2 separate regions of the Homo sapiens genome follow, and region 2 is linked to region 1. A link is a loop called in an ENCODE intact Hi-C map of the cell type or tissue named here. Cell type or tissue: Calu3. All regions are shown on one strand. Links, peaks and the distances in the headings refer to the core of each region. The heading gives the core; the rest is flanking DNA.

Region 1 (2,820 bases), core at 1-2,500:
AGGTTTTTGATAAATGGTATCATGTCTTCATTGATGTATTTTTGGCTTTCCTCTTTCCTTCCTTTTATATTTCTACCCTTCTTTCTTTCTTACTTTTCTTCATTTATGTCTCTCCTTCTTATCTTTCTTCTTTACTCCCTTCTTTTGTTTCTTAATTTTTAATGCCAAAACTTATTAAATGTCTACTATATGTAAGTATGAATAAAAAATCCTGATTTGCAGGAAAATTACAGTCTATTAGGAGGCCAGATGTTTAACAGTAAGTGCATATAATAGATGTATGAACAGGACAAAGAGTCTCAAAGAAAGGCCTCTTGTGTTCTCTTGAAATAACAGTACTGGAAAACAGGAAAATTTTTGTAAGCTAAGGGAAACCGCCTGATCTGAATTATTAAGGAAAGACAGATGGGTAGTTTACTGTGCAGAGAAAGAGGATAAGCGTTTTTCTAGTCAATAAACCATGAGAGCAAATGCACTGAGGCACAAAACAATCAAGTTTTGTGGAAAATGCAATTGGTTAAGAATGTGAGAATGGAAGATGCAATTGGTTGAGAATATGAGAATGGCTCAGGTACAGGGCAAAACTGGGTGTCATGAAGATTAATTGAACTGGAATCAAATAAATGTTATAACAATGTCTACTATATGTAGTGGTAGAAAAAAAGAGACACACTTCTTACCTTCAAGGAATTCTTTCTAATGAGAGGTTGTTAATCCACACATTCAGAGTAAACAAAAGACGTAGACTCAGTCTGTCAAATCAGTGTATATTTACAGACCTCCTATACTGTGCCTTCACCAGGCTCTGCACAGTGGGTGCCTAAACAAGAACAGAAGGATTTATATATTGTGTGGTATGAGGAAACATGTTACCTAAAGGAGATGAAATTAGAGGGCTCTGTCGGTGGAGGTGCATATTCAACTCCAACCTGAGGAAGGGGTGGGTCATTCCTTAGGAAGAGGGGTTATGTTTTGCTTGATTTCTCAGAGACATGAAATTGGCAGAAAGTAAAAATCAGAGAAAATTCTACCTTAGAATGCAGGCTGCTTACTAAACTGAGACACAAGATACTTTTAATGATCTCAGTTAATGTTCTCAGTTTTTAAAATTCTGTGGCCTTTCCTGTGCTATTGATCACTCATATCTCAAATAGAAGGTCCGGAGCTCCTGACATAGTAACTTAAAGGCCAGAAGGAGTGGGAAGAATTATCACTGGAGGTACAGGGAAAGGTGACGACAGAGAGTGGGTCTTTTCACTTTCTCAAACAATTTTTTGAAATGTTGATGTGTATAATCCTGTTGGACCTTCTTAAGGGAGTACACTTCTTAAAATGTACTCCTCCCATTTTAAGAACTGATGGCTTAGAGCATTTAATACGTTTCTGACAAATTATGTATTTCCTTCCTTGCTTTGGGTTTATAGTTCCCAACCTGCCTGTCCCCGATAAGTGTCAGAATGGAGCAGTCTCTCTGAAGACCACATACTTTAATCTCTGCAGCCACGTAAGAGGTTCCAGCCAGAGGCTCTTTTCTCCTGGGAAGCCTAAAGGACTACTCACCCCTGGTAAGCTGTACAGGGAGATATTTCCAGTGCGTGACTGACACCTGCTTCCTGTTTTTATTCAGCAACAACAGGCTGCACCAGTGGAGGGAGTTGCTGGAGAACAAAGGGTCATGGCTTTATATGACTTCCAGGCCCGCAGCCCCCGAGAAGTCACCATGAAGAAAGGTGATGTCTTAACGCTGCTCAGTTCCATCAATAAGGTGACTTTTCCTTCTAATCTTTCCATCAAAAAGTGGCTCTTTCAGAACCATCTCTCCCAATCCTGCCAGATATTCATATTTTTACCATCTAACATTTATTTTATTATTTTATTTCTTGAATAACTATAACTGATTAGGTAGTATTTTTCCTGTAGATATTTTGCAGGATCCTACACATATCTTTTGGAATTATAATCCCAATGTTGCAGTTAAAATCATAAAGAATTGAAGTTATATAATTAGCCCAAAGATATAGAAAGTATGAGTGGAAATTCTATAATATATTTAAAGGGCTAAGCTGTCTCTTTCTTTCTTCCTCTTTGCTTGTTCCTCTTCTGTGCCAGTATTTCTAGTGATAAAATAACAATGTCTGGGGTTAGAAGGAGCCTACCAAAAGATGAGTCTTTTGTCAACTTGATTTTCTTTAGATCTTGTGCCTGGAAGAACAGTGATAAAATATTGGTTGAGATTTTTAAATATATTTTTCATAAAAACTGAAGTAATTTTTTATACTCTGATACCTAATTAATCTACAAAAATTCTTAAGAAGAAAAGAAAATAGTTTGGGCTATAGTTATTCCAAAGACAAGTAAATGTTTGGAGCGGCAGATGTTTCATTATCAAATAATGTGTGCCAGTCCATTTTTTCTTTGTCTAGGCCTCTTCATTATTTTTTGAGGAAATTAGCCTCAGGGTTTTGGTAGATGTGGCAACAGTTCAAAAATAAAAAATAAAGTAACACTCAGGTATATGAATGTCAGAGCAATTCACATTTTTCAGACCTCTGCAAGAAGAATAGAAGAGAAGAATTTTTGTGCAATATCCTCTTACACAGACGCTCCACTGCCAAGAAATCCAGCTAGAGCCTGGCTCCATGTGTTTTTTGTAAATTCCTCATGAACAAAGTGCCCCATCATTAAAAGAGCTGTCTTGGGTGTTTGAAAATCTCTCCAAAGTTAAGGGTCTAACATTAGGTATCAGATTACTTGATTTCAGGGGCTTGTCTATGCAATTCTTCATTTCATTTCTTGGTCATATATGAAAATTATGTGCCA
Region 2 (3,037 bases), core at 231-2,730, 350 kb before region 1:
AAGCTTTGCCAATATTCTGGTTGAAAAGAAATAAATGATTTGACAAAGAAAATAATTGCTAATGCTTCAATTATAACACTACTATATATCTGAGGGTTGGTGTTTTCGAAGCAAATAACACTAGTTTTTTTTTTCTTTCTTTTTTAATTTTTTTAAACAGAGAATCATTCCATACTCTCTGTATGATAAGCAGGCTGTTGGCATAAGAAAAAGCAGAGCTCCTGGATTCAGAAGACTTGAATTCAGTAATATGTACTGTCTTTTACTAGCTGTTTGGTTCCAGGTAACTCATGCCACCTAATTTAAAATGTAACAATTGAGAGACTATAATAAATGCCAGCTGTTTTGTATCAGGCATACCATACTGTGTATTTACAACCTGGAGATAGGAATTATCATCCCCATTCAGAGATGATTATATGCTCCCTCAACATTTTCTTTTCTTTGTGTCTTCCAGGCTTCATGTGAAAGCACTTTGTACACAGTAAGTTGCTACCCAGTGTCAGCTATTATGCATGGTACAGGACCATACTTCTCAACTACAGTGTGTACACCCCTGGGACATGAAGCCACCAAATCAATTGTCTGCATTTTCTTTGGGTATACATTTTACCCTATAGCAAATACTTTAAAATATGTTTTAAGTAAACAGATATCATGGAGTAAAATGTAAATTTTATATTTATGTGATAAAAGGTGTCTTAATTTTCTTATATATAAATTGTTATTGATATGTGAATGTTAGCACGTAATAGGGTTGTAGGAGGGTTGCATTCTTATAGATAAGTAGGGAAACATGCTGAGTTGACTGTGTTTAGCATATAATAGATGCTCAGGAAATGCAAATTTCCTTCTTTTCTTTCACTGGTAAGACAGGGGCGTTCATGTAGTTTAATCATTTTAAGTATTTGAAATGTGTTCCTTATTTTGAAAATGTCCCTTAAAATACTTTATAAATACTTTCAATTTTTGCTTATAAATTCTACATGTATAAATAGGGTTTCTCTAGCTATCACCTGTCTATAGGAAAAAATAATAAGTTCATATTAAAAGTAATAACTCAGAATTCATTAACATTGTCTCTATCAATGGGAGCCTCCCCTAAAAGTCACAGTTGGTTATCTTCAGCTCATAAACATCCTTTCTTGTTCTTGGCTCAAGTCCTCTACCATATAGGTTGCTACTTTTAAAGTAAAATTACTAAATACTGGTAATTTTGAGCACCTGTTCATATGTGTGTTGGACATTTGAGTAACGTGGTTATTCATACCTATTGTCCATTTTTCACATGGGCTGTACAAATGGGACAATATGTAGTTCTACACACATTCTGAATTATATACATTGCCTATGTTTTCTTTCAGGATTTGGAAGTATTATGTTTAATTTTTCTTTTTTATAAAGAAATTTAGAGTTTACATGCAATCAAATTTAATAAACTTTCCCTTCCTGACTTGCACCTTTTGTGCTTAAGACACCTTCCCCTACCTCAACATATTGAGATTATCCTGTTTTCTTCTAATGGGTTACTGGTCACATTAGGTCTTCAATGTGCTACACACTTTAAATAATCAGATCTCTGTGACTCAGAGGAGAACTCACTCATCAACCAGGGGATGGCACTGAGCCATTCATGAGGGATCCACCCCCATGAGCCAAGCACTTCCCGTCAAGCCCCACCTCCAACACTGGGAATCACATTTCAGCATGAGATTTGGGGAAAATAAATATCCAAACCATATGATTCCAAAAACATGATCCATGAAAGAAGAAATTGAAAAATTGAGCTTTATCTACTGTATACATGTCAAAAAATTTAAATTGCACATGTGAAATATGTGCATTGTGTTGTATGTCAGTTATGCCTGAATAACTCTGTTTTAAAAATAACAGGAAAATGGATCCCATTTTCTAAGAATTCTGGAGGTGGTTGTATACCCTCTGAAGATGTCTTTCCCAGGAAGAAGGACTATCTTGCTTAAAAAGTTATTTCTTATATTTCACCAAAATCTCTTTTACTGTACTGTAAACATTTTATTTTCCCTTTAAAAAATAGTAACAGCTCACCTTGCTTCATTTTGAATGTTGAATCACTTTTGGTGGTATAATCTTACATAGTTTGGATCCCTTATAAGCTGAAAAGTCGTGAGATGGAGAGTAAATATAAGGAGATACTCTTGCTAACCAGCCTGGATAACATCACCGATGAGGAACTGGATAGGTTTAAGTGCTTTCTTCCAGATGAGTTTAATATTGCCACAGGCAAACTGCATACTCTAAACAGCACGAGTAGCCAACTTGATTTAAAACGCTGGCATGGTGTCTGCAGTGAGGAAGACCGTATTTTTCAGAAGCTGAATTATATGCTTGTGGCAAAATGTCTTCGGGAAGAGCAGGAAACAGGTATATGTGGGAGTCCCTCATCTGCCCGGTCCGTTTCTCAGTCAAGACTTGGTCTTTCCTTTCATGGCATTTCTGGGAATGCATGTTGATGAGGGAAACGGGATGACACTAAGCTATTCATGAGGGATCCACCCCCCGTGATCCAGACACCTCCCATCAGGCCCCACCTCCAACACTAGGGATTGCATTTCAGCATGAAAGTCCCCCAGGGAAGGCTGCTGGAATTTGTTTGCTAACTTACTACACCAGCCTCGTTGCCCCCTTTTACTGAGAAATCACTCCTAGGAAGTGTTTGTTACAAATTCCACAAATCCATCCCAGCCTTTGTTTGCATCTCTTGTTCCAGCCCTTAGGGCTGCCACTTCCATTTGTCATATTTTCACTTCTCCAGTTCAATTGCAGCGAACATGAACATGGAATTTCAATCTTAACTTCTCAAAACCTCATTTACATGTTTACCAAAGATTTTAAGATAAAGGAAAGAAATCATAGCACTGGAAAAAAAATAAACTGGGATACTAGGTCGTTTTGTTCTTCCACACAGCCTGCTCATTCTTCTCCCTGTCCCCGGCCTGCTGTGGTCCCAGACGATCCTTTCTTCTTCAAGGGAGTCTTGTATTCATACATCCGCTCT

Evidence for each region. Peaks named below come from ENCODE experiments on the same cell type or tissue, not always from the same donor. Only the 100,000 strongest peaks of a DNase experiment are listed, where the experiment ranks them.
Region 2: it touches region 1 in a loop (2.2-fold over the local background); 6 of 110 quality-filtered maps call a loop at or near these places.

What each region holds. Positions count from the first base shown.
Region 1 is chr1:158,653,556-158,656,375 of GRCh38, reverse strand. SPTA1 (spectrin alpha, erythrocytic 1) reads left to right here. Exons shown (of 52, transcript NM_003126.4): 21 at 1,628-1,765. Among named protein-coding and RNA genes, the nearest start is that of SPTA1, 32 kb to the left of the region's middle. In Calu3, for the core only: no CTCF peak of the experiment used is centred there; no DNase peak of the experiment used is centred there.
Region 2 is chr1:158,999,426-159,002,462 of GRCh38, reverse strand. PYDC5 (pyrin domain containing 5) reads left to right here. Exons shown (of 1, transcript NM_001320010.2): 1 at 1-2,492. The coding sequence starts at 2,151. The coding sequence ends at 2,492. It also overlaps a transcript of IFI16 not described here. Among named protein-coding and RNA genes, the nearest start is that of PYDC5, 1.8 kb to the left of the region's middle. In Calu3, for the core only: no CTCF peak of the experiment used is centred there; DNase peaks (open chromatin) are centred at 1,642 and 2,542.